Regions from separate parts of the Homo sapiens genome. Here region 2 is linked to region 1. A link is an interaction called in ENCODE POLR2A ChIA-PET data of the cell type or tissue named here. Cell type or tissue: PC-9. All regions are shown on one strand. Each heading gives the region's core, and the rest is flanking DNA. Links, peaks and the distances in the headings are about the cores only. Region 1 holds the start of LOC124903504 (a long non-coding RNA gene). Region 2 overlaps TLN2 (talin 2).

The links. ChIA-PET counts read pairs that join two places held together with the same protein. Peaks named below come from ENCODE experiments on the same cell type or tissue, not always from the same donor. Only the 100,000 strongest peaks of a DNase experiment are listed, where the experiment ranks them.
Region 2: POLR2A ChIA-PET joins it to region 1 with 5 read pairs; 1 of 35 experiments calls an interaction of 5 or more read pairs at or near these places.

What each region holds. Positions count from the first base shown.
Region 1 is chr15:63,272,012-63,277,355 of GRCh38, forward strand. LOC124903504 (a long non-coding RNA gene) reads left to right here and starts at 3,095. Exons shown (of 2, transcript XR_007064674.1): 1 at 3,095-3,351; 2 at 4,007-4,841. RefSeq lists a silencer at 5,121-5,344. In PC-9, for the core only: no CTCF peak of the experiment used is centred there; no DNase peak of the experiment used is centred there; H3K4me3 peaks cover 1,439 bases.
Region 2 is chr15:62,811,644-62,817,052 of GRCh38, forward strand. All of the region lies in intron 52 of TLN2 (talin 2), which reads left to right. Among named protein-coding and RNA genes, the nearest start is that of MIR190A, 9.6 kb to the right of the region's middle. In PC-9, for the core only: no CTCF peak of the experiment used is centred there; a DNase peak (open chromatin) is centred at 768.

The DNA.
Region 1 (5,344 bases), core at 345-5,344:
CATCCAGGCTGAAGTGCAGTGGTGCAATCTTAGCTCACTGCAGCCTCGACCTCCTGGGCTCAAGCAATCCTCCCACCGCAGCCTCATGAGTAGTTGGGACTATAGGCGTGGGCCATCACGCCTGGCTAATTTTTTTTTTTTTTTTTTTTGAGACAGAGATTTGCTTTGTCGCCCAGGCTGGAGTGCAGTGGCACGATCTTGGCTCACTGCAACCTCCACCTTCCAGGTTCAAACTGTTCTCCTGCCTCAGCCTCCTGAGTAGCTGGGATTACAAGCGTGTGCCACCAGGGCCGGCTAACTTTTTTGTTTCTTGGTTTTGTTTTTTGTTTTTGTTTTTGAGACGGAGTCTCGCTCTGTTGCCCAGGCCAGAGTGCAGTGGCGTGATCTCGGCTCACTGCCACCTCCACCTCCTGGGTTCAAGAGATTCTCCTCCCCAGCCTCCGGAGTAGCTGGGACTACAGGTGCCTGCCACCACGCCCAGCTAATTTTTTGTATTTTAGTAGAGACGCGGTTTCACCATGTTGCGCAGGCTGGTTGCGAACTCATGAGCTCAGGCAGTCCGCTCACCTCAGCCTCCCCAAGTGCTGGGATTACAGGCGTGAACCACCATGTCCAGCCAATTTTTGTATTTTTAGTAGATGGGTTTTCCCCATGTTGGCCAGGCTGGTCTCAAACTCCTGACCTCAGGTGATCTGCCTGCCTTAGCCTCCCAAAGTGCTGGGATTACAGGTATGAGTCACTGCGCCTGGCCTGATTTTTGTATTTTTTGTAGAAATGGGGTTTCACCATGTTGCCTAGGCTGGTCTTGAAGTCCTGGGCTCAAGCAATCCTCCCACCTTGGCCTTATATGCTCTTTATTCTGGTTCTTATCTTTTAATCTTTGTTAAATACCTTACAGGGGTCCCCAGTTCTGGGGACATGGATAGGTACTGGGCCACACAGCAGGAGGTGAGCGGCAGGCCAGTAAGCATTACTGCCTGAACTCTGCCTCCTGCCAGATCAATGGCGGCATTAGATTCTCATAGGAGTGTGAAACCTATCATGAATTGTGCATGTGAGGGATCTAGGTTTTGTGCTCCTTATGAGAATCTAATGCCTGATGATCTGAGGTGGAACAGTTTCATCCTGAAACCATCCCCATCACCCCAACCCACAGTCCATGGAAAAATTGTCTTCCACGAAACCAGTCCCTGCTACCAAAAAGGTTGGGGACCACTGCCTTATACTATCTTAATCTGTGTTGTATCTTACACTATATTAATCTTTATTAAGTATAGAAGGATTTGCTTTTAATAAGATCACCCAGAATGTTGTTTAGGTATTGATAAATTCAGTAAACCTTCTCTCCCACTTCATGATTCCAACCCTCAAGATTGGTGTTCCGTTATTAGTTCCAGGGATATATGAGAATGCACCATAGCAAATAAAATAAATAAATAATAAATTAAAATAAATAAATATACATTCGCCTAAGGTGAAAGTAGTTGGGTGATGACATGAAAGAAAAACAGAAATTGCTGTGGTTAAGAATAGCAACTGCTAAATACATGAAATGAGTTTTTGTTCCTTATGAGTAAATATTGCAATGAAATTTTAGGGAAATATTTCAAATAGGTAGTCACATTAGTCAATAAATTATCAAAATGTCTCAGGCTTCAACTGAGGCAGCTGGATCTAGCAAAAAGAGGCCTGAACTAGAAATCAAGACTTCCAGGTTCCAAGTGGGTTCTGCTGCTCAGTAATGGAGTATTTTCTAGGCTTGTTGTATCCTCTGTTTGCTTTTAAAAAAAATTATATTGGATAATCTCTATGTCCTTTCCTAGCTCTAAAATTCTAAGAAAACACTGGTAATTTCTCTAACATAGATCATTTGATACTCTACCATCATTGCAATTTTCTCTCTGATATCTCAATGAAGGTATTTAGTTTTATGGTTTATAAATTTGGAATATAAATTAAATCAACTTGGCATTATAAACATGGACACTTAGTATAAACTAGGTAGTAATTCTTTATCTGATTTCTTATGACCAATATTTGCCCTCGTTTTTGTTTCTTAAGGTTTCTTCCTCTTGCATTGCCCTTATTTATTTACTTATTTACTTTTGAGTTGGAGTCTCGCTCTGTCACCCAGGCTGGAGTGCAGTGGCATGATCTTGGCTCACTGCAACCTCTGCCTCCCGGGTTCAAGCAATTCTAGTGCCTTCGCCTCCTGAGTAGCTGGGACTACAGGTGTATGCCACCACGCCCAGTTAATTTTTGCATTTTTAGTAGAGATGGGGTTTCACCATATTGGCTAGACTGGTCTCAAACTCCTGACCTCAAGTGATCTGCCCACCTCAGCCTCCCAAAGTGCTGGGATTACAGGCGTGAGCCACTGTACCCAGCCACTTCCTCTTGCATTGCCTTTAAAAAAATTTACTTGTGAATATTGTGTGCAAGCTGAAGTTGAAAAAACTCTAAGAGAATGTAGTTAAGACTCTCATCTTGTACCATCAACAAAACCAGTGCTGCTTGAAAGCTGGGTCCTAGGGTTGACTCTTATAGGGCTGGTAACTTCACTCCGACCTTCAGCATCACAGCAGGATCGAAATTGCATCACTCGTTACCAAGGAAACTGGGTGGGTACTCTGAGGATCCCTCCATTTCCTGTCTTCCTTCAGCTGGTGTCCTGTCTCCTCTCCTCTAAAGCTAAATTTCTCCATTTTTTCCTCTTTCCTTTTTTTTCTTACCACACATTAATGTGAGAAGATTTTACAGACTGCCTTTTACCCCTATGTCTGGGTCACTGATGACCTCTGTATGGCTAAATCCAGTGGACATAATTCACTGGTAGCTTTTGTTGTTGTTGTTGTTGTTTTGTTTTTTGTTTGTTTTGAGATGGAGGAGTCTCACTCTGTGGCCCAGGCTGGAGTACAGTGGCGCAGTCTTGGCTCACTGCAACCTCTGCCTCCCAGGTTCAAGTGATTCTTCTGTCTCAGCCTCCTGAGTAGCTGGGATTACAGGTGTCTGCCACCACGCCCAGCTAATTTTTGTATTTTTAGTAGAGGCAGGGTTTCACCATGTTGGCCAGGCTGGTCTCAAACTCCTGACCTCAAGTGATCCGCCTGCCTCAGCCTCCCAAAGTGCTGGGATTACAGGCGTGAGCCACTGTGCATGGCTACTTAACCTCTCGACAGCCCTTCTTTCTGAAATGTTTTCCCCTTGGCTTCCACAGCACCACATTCCCCCAGTTTTCTTGTTACCCTCTTGGCCACTCCTTTTCAGTTTCTTATGAGGTTCCTCTTCTCCTCATACCTTTAATGTTGGTGTTCTGACATAGGCCTTGTTCTGGCTTTACTAGCTATCTAGGTAATTCTATTCTATATACTCTCACGGCTTCAGGTATTCTGGTCTCAGCTCTGATGTTCAGTCCATTTCTCTCCTGATCCTGTATATGTAGTTGCCTACTGAACACCTCCATTTGGAGTGCTACAAGTATCTCAGTCTCAAGGCATCCAAAATGAAGGCCAGGCACGGTGGCTCATGCCTGTAATCCCAGCACTTTGGGAGGCCGAGGTGGGCAAGTCACTTGAGGCCAGGAGTTCGAGACTGGCCTGGCCAACATTGTTCACACTGTCTCTACTAAAATACGAAAATAACCCAGGCATGGTGGCGCGTGCCTATAGTCCCAGCTACTCTGGAGGCTGAGGCAGGATAATTGCTTGAACTCGGGAGGCAGAGGTTGCAGTGAGCTGAGATCACACCACTGCACTCCAGCCTGGGCGACAGAGTGAGACTATGTCTCCAAAACAGTAACAACAAAATAACAAAATGGTACTCATTATCGTGTCTACTTTGCCATATTCTCTCCTCCTCCTGTCTCCACAGCATCCACTTAAGCCCGAACCCTCTAGAAGCCCTCATCCTTGACTCTTCCCCCATCTCACTCTATGTAGCTCATTAGTCACTAAATTCTGTTTGTACAATTCCTAAACTTCTATTAAATTTGTCTGCTTCCCTCCAGAGTCCTGCTAATTCCCTGAATCAGGCCACTGCCATCTCATGCCTGCGTTGCACTGAGGACCTCCAGTCTGGAAGCTCATTTTCCATATCTTTACAAAGCAGATCTATCACTCTGAACTGTTGTCTCGACCCGAGTTTTGATAGGTATTGTGCTGGGATCTGACCATTCAAAATACAATCACTGGAATCTGAAGAAGTATTCTGTGGGAGTGAATGGAAATATATATGACTTTTAAATGGGCAAAGGTAATGTTTTTCTGTAAGAATTAAATACCTGCAGTTGTATTATTTGAAGGTGCATTTTCAGGGGCGAGCTGCAAAACATCTGTCAGGTCCCAACATTTGTCTACTGGTGTTTTTTTAAATGTGGATTGCCAAAATCTTTATTCATGATGGACATTATGTAGGAGTGGTTAATACTTACATAGCACTTACCTGTGTCAGGCACACTGATCAAAATAACCGACGAAGTATTATTCAACATAAAGAAAAATCTAACTTGGATGTGAATGATCAGAGAACTTAAGTTTTAATTTTTAAACCTTTCAGAAATTGTTAATATAGATGTTTATAACTTCCACCTTTTAAATTATTTCACTTATTGAACAGATATTAGTGAACTTCTAGGTGCTGAGGAAACAACAAAGAGCAAAGCAAAGTCCCTGTCCCCCAGGAGTTCGCGTTTTAACGGGGAAGAAAAATAAGCAAGTGAAATGGACGACTGTGAGAAGACGGAGCAGGGAGATGTTACTATTGCTTGTAGGGTGGTCACAGAATGCCTGCAAAAACAACCCTTTTGAAGAATTGGGAAAAAAATAAAAACCATTTGGCTGAAACAGCCCTGAGAAGGGCAGCTTCTTCCACCACTCTTTCATCATTTTACCATCTGTGGGTTATCCCCGGGGTCACTGCTATCCCAGCCTAGGTTTTATACAGGATGGAGTACGAAGTTCCCGCAACTATCCAAACGGTAAAATGTGCTTAAAAAAAAAAAAAAACCTATTTAAAAAGGAATCCTGCTTGTTCCTGCGCTACATTTTTGTTTAGTCTCTTTGGTTGACTTGGAATCTCTGCCTGTTCTCGGTGCATGCGGCTCGAAGGTGGGCTAGGGAGCTTCCCTTCTCTTAACCACCTCGCGGCCGGCACTGGAACCCGATCGGAGTGTATCTGTGGGGCTGCGGCGATGGCTGGGGCCCTAACGTCGCCGAGGACGCCCGCCTCGGGAGCAGGAGCTGCGGCGTGGCCCTGGCGCTTCCGGACACCCGGTAGGGCGGAGGGCCCAACGGTGGGGTCCGCGCTCACCGCCTTGAGCCCGCCCCTGCGCCCGGCGCCCTCAGCC
Region 2 (5,409 bases), core at 304-5,303, 460 kb before region 1:
GGCAGTTTATTAAGGATGAAATGAGCATGTCTGGAAACCTAGGGCTTTGTGGCCAAGCTAACATTTGCTGAATGCCTTATTAATATCTGCCGAGTGCGGTGGCTCATGCCTGAATCCCAGCACTTTGGGAGGCTGAGGCTGGTAGATCACTTGAGGTCAGCAGTTCAAGACTAGCCTGGCCAACACTGTGAAACTCCACCTCTATTAAAAATACAAAAATTAGCCAGGCATGGTGGTGGGTGCCTGTAATCCTAGCTACTCAGGAGGCTGAGGCAGGAGAATTGCTTGAACCCAGGAGGTGGAGGTTGCAGTGAGTCAAGATCACACCACTGCACTCCAGCTTGGGTGACAAAGCAAGACTCCATCTCAATAAATAAATAAATAAATAAATAAATAAATAAATAAATAAATAAAATCTGCCACTGGGAAGGTGCCATTTCTGGCTGGTGGGTGGTACTTGCTAACGGTGGGCTTGCAGCAGCAGTGGCCTCTGCCTCCTAAATGGGAGCTCTCCCCCTATGCTCCATTTCTCCTTATTTTTTCTCTCTCGTGCTTTTGCTGTTGTCTTGTTCATTTTGGGGGAAGGGAGGAGATACAGGGATCCTCGTATTTCCATTTCACTTCTCCCCAGTTCCATTTCTTAGTTGAACCGTATTTTCTCCAGCACCTGTGCAGCATTGATAATGTACATGACATCTATGGGTCCAGGCCCTGCACACATGGGCCTCAGGTTGGCAATCTGTACCTTTGCCCTTGGTGAGTCATTTAACAAGAATGTCACTGTGTGGGGTCTGCCTGCAGCTTTATGTCTGACACGTACAAAGGCCTGGATGGAAATGGAGTGAAGGTCTCCCCTTTCATTCTCCAGCAAAAATGCAGCTTATTTAGGGGAGAGGAATTCTTTCTTCGTAAGGAAGGGCAGGTGCCAGCATTTGTCTTAGGGAGAAGTGTCTCTCAGGGGAAAGGAAAATGGAGCTGTAACAGGGTCACTTCCCTGACTGCATGCCGACTCTAAACCCTATCCCAGTATCCGGGAATGAGGTGTTGGATCTGCTCAAGTGCTTCCTTTCTTGTCACTTCCCCTCTCCATGCCCACCTCGTTTGGGTGAGCAAAATAAGACAAGGCTGTCTTGTGTGTATGGTGTGCCTCTGTCCGAGGGGCGGGCGGGCAGATGGCTGGCCTCTGCCTGAGGGGAGGCCAAGAGGTCCAGGAGCTCTAGGAACATTATAGAAGGTCTAGGAACTTTCCCAGGCCACACATTCAGAGACTCCTGCTTAGTGGCCACCCAGTCGCTATGTCAACATCAGCCCTGATGGTAAACGGCAGCTTTTTCTGTAACAGGAAGAAGGGCACTTACTGACGGGAGACCCACCATCACAGGTCATTCAGGAGGTCACCATCAGATCTCATCTCATGGAGGCTGGAGATCGGAAGGAGGGAGAGTGACCACTACTTTCTTTGCCAGGGCCTAGGCAAGAACAGATTGCACTTTGTGGCCAGACGTGCTTCTCTGGTGACCATTGACATTTCAGTTGATTGATTTTCTGTTATGGATTCTTCCTTGTATTTTTTGTAGAATCAGTACTCTTAAATCTTGTGTGTTACAAACTTGCATGGTTGATATATCTGTTAAAAGCCTGCCAGCTGAGTTTCTTGTCCTCATTGTATACAATTATTGTCATTGTAGTTTGTAACTATGGTAGATATATCAATGTCCTAGTTCTCTAAGGCCATTCAGAGGTTTAGGGTAGTTGGTACTAAAATGAAATCACTAATAGGAAGAAAAGCTAAATGATAGTAAAACTATTCCTATAAAAGAAACAGAATCCATCTCATCTTTTGCGATAAGGATTTTTCCCCCTTGAGACTGAAAAGATCCAAATATATTTTAAAGATAAAATTGTCAAAAGTTAGCAACTAAGTATGAGAAGCAATGAAAAGCAAGATTAAAAGTTACCTCCAAAGTTCTCCAGCTCCAAGATTAGGATCACGGTAATGCTATTGACAGGGCAAGGCAGAAGAAAGGGAGATTTTATAGATAAATCTATAAAATTTACAATGTGCCTAAGTTTAATTAGGCATACTGTACATTTGATACATTCTCTAGATGTAAAGATGGAGGAGATATAGTTCTAGTGCTGGCAGTTGAAGGCTTTTATTCATGCATATGGGCTTTTTTTTTTTTTGGAGACAGAGTTTTGCCCTCGTTGCCTGGGCTGGAGTGCAATGGCATGATCTTGGCTCACTGTAACCTCCGCCTCCCGGGTTCAAATGATTCTCCTGCCTCAGCCTCCCAAGTAGCTGGGATTACAGGCACGAGCTACCAGGCCTAGCTAATTTTGTCTTTTTTGTAGAGATGGGGTTTCACCATGTTGGCCAGGCTGGTCCCCTAACCTCAGGTGATCTGCCCACCTTGGCCTCCCAAAGTGCTGGGATTATAGGCATGAGCCACCAGGCCTGGCCAATATGGGGTTTTATTAAGAGCATACAGTATAGACATAAAAGAATAGAGTCAAGGCTAGATCTTGAGAAAACATGAACCAGTAGAAGGCAGGAAAAAAACTGGAGAAATAATGGAAAAAAGGGGACTTCAGAAATATTCGCTGAAAGAAGGGGAATACAAGAAAAAGACTTATCATTTGGGCTTTATGGTTGATTCATTAAGTCATTGTTTATTTTATTGACTTCCTTCTATAGACCACACAAAAGAAATATAAGCTAAGCACATAATGGCCCTTGCCTTCAAGTAGCTCCTAATCCATTTATAATCTAGTTAGTCTCCCTCAGTGGTCTTGGTTGTTGTTTATAGAATGTTAAAGAGTGAAACAATCAAAGATAAAACTATCAAAAAAAAAAAAGAATTTTCCCCCTTGAGGGTGACAAGTGCTGATGGCTCTGACATCCAAGGATGTGAATGAAATAGCATTATGTATTCATTTATTTGTTCATGTTCATATATTTTTTTCCTTAAAAAGCAAGACAGTCTTTGAAGAGTATTTTCTATTAAAAATATAGGCCGAAAACAAGCCTCTTTCTAGGGAATTATCATAAACATATAAAAAATACAAGTTCCTGGTGAAAAATTATAGAAACCCTCACAACAGTATTCGGTCACCTAAATTGTGGTGACATAGGTCATTGTCTTAGGTCTGCTGCCAAAAATAAATTCACGTTCACACAGTTAGCTTTAACTCCTAGAAATCTGGGTTAAAATAAGGATAAGAAAGAGGAGTATTGTTTCACACTGAGAGTCCTGCAAGCCGCAAGACTGACCGGCCAGTGCTGTATGAAGGTCCAACAAGAAATGAGGAAAATGAGAATGCCCAAGCCTGGGAAGTAGTGTTCGTTTTCAGAGGGGATTCTAATGACAATCAGAAAATGAAAGCCAAATTGCTAATCTAGAGAAGACATCAGAATTTTGTTGAAATTCTTTTTGGGGTAGAAGAAAAGAATATCTACTAAAATTTGATTAGTTATTTGCAGGTGATAGATTTAAAAAGCAATTAAAAACTGGAGATTTTTATTCTGTCTGTCACACACACACACACACACACACACACACACACACACACACACACACACACACACTCACTCGCTCTGCCCTTCACTCTGTTCTTTGGTCTCTGCAGAAAGACTCTGTATGATCATATGACCATGGCCTCTCCATTCTGAAAAAGAGTTGACTAAAACCAGACTGTACCTGTAGATCTTAGGGTAGTCTTCCTGAAATGCTTGAAAAATTGATCCCGTTTTTAACAATTCAAGGAGAATCGATGGAGATTCCTGAGAGCTGAAGAAAGGTCAGATAATTGTTCATTTTTTACAAAAAGGGAAAGAGAAAATTCCAGAAATCAAGGTTTAGAAAAAGTGTCCAGCAATCTGCAGAAATAAGTTGAGGTCATTTTCAGGTGGTACATGGAGAATCGGGGATCCTCTTCAGTGAGCTGCTTTTCTTAAATCTCGGCACATAAAAATATGCATGAGTTTATGGTGTCTTAGCCTTGTTCTGTTAAAATATCTAGAGCCAAGGATTCTTAGGCTTTTTTGGCTGGTTTGTATCTTTTAGTTTTTCTTTGGAAAATGCTTAAATAAATACAGAAGCTAATAGCAGCATCCATGTACCCATCATCTATGATTGACTAATTTTGTTAACAGTTTATCCTATTTGCTTCAGATGCTTATATTTTAAACAAACATACCAATAATAATACATTTTGTATCTGTTCCCACTCCTATTCTCTCTTTGCCTGTGTTACAGATGCCAATGACTATCATGATTTCAGCATTCTTCATCTTTTGTGGGTCATGGGCCCCTTTGAGCTAAAAGCCCGGGGTCATTTCTTGCCTTCTGCAACCGTCATCAAAGAAACATCAGCACAGACACACAGGTTGATCCCCAAACTGTTAAGAGGAGTCACAGACCCACAAAACCTAGTTAGAACCTTTTGGTATTTAGAGACTCCAAATGGAAAACCCCCGCCTGGGGAATCCTTTAGAGAATTCAGTTAACTCTCAACAAACATAGGATCTAATTTCGACAGAGCCATCTCCCCGCTGCCCCGAGAGCTGCTTTATGATGTTTTAGAGATGTCCATTTGAATGATGGTGGCCTCCTGCGTTTGCTGTTTGCTCGTTTATCATAGAGGATTTGTATTGCAGGACAAAAAGCCGCTACTTTGCCTCTGCAACTATCACAGTTCAATATTTCTGCAAAACCAGTTTGAGATCTTTGGCAGGGCTAAAATTATCCTTGCTTCCACTGGCAGAGCTTTAATTTGGATCTGTCTGTTGTCTGCTATCAGAAATCATGTTGACTTAATGGCAGAATAAAAATAGAACTCCTCTTCTCCTCCGTTATCTAAAGCTCGGGTTCTTTATCAGGGCTGTTCCCTGTCTGAGGGCTGTCATGTTGTACACTTCTCACTGAAGGCCCTCCTTTTAGAGACAGAAGTCTTTCATCATTCCACTCTGTGGGAATGTTGGTAGAAGTATGTGAACAAACATCCTTCCCTTGTCTTGAGCTTAGGGGAAAATCATTCAGTCTTTTGCCATTAATTATGAGTGTCCGCACCATACCTTTAACCCTTTGCTTATTCATGCTGTGTTGGCCACTTTAGAGAAACCATTTAACAATGCCTATGGACTGCTTAGCTACTGAGATCCTGAGCCATAACTATTAATAACCTGGTAGTCGTACAGCATATATTGTTGCAGACAAATATGGTACAAGCCTTTTGCAATTAAGTGGTGACAAATGCCACCATCTAAGTCTAGAGCAGTGGTTTACAACTATGGCCACATGAGTCACCCAGGGAACTTAAAAAATTCTTATGCCCAGGCTACACACCAGAAGAATTTTATCAGTAGCTCTTTATATATATATATTAATTTATATAACCTCACCACAG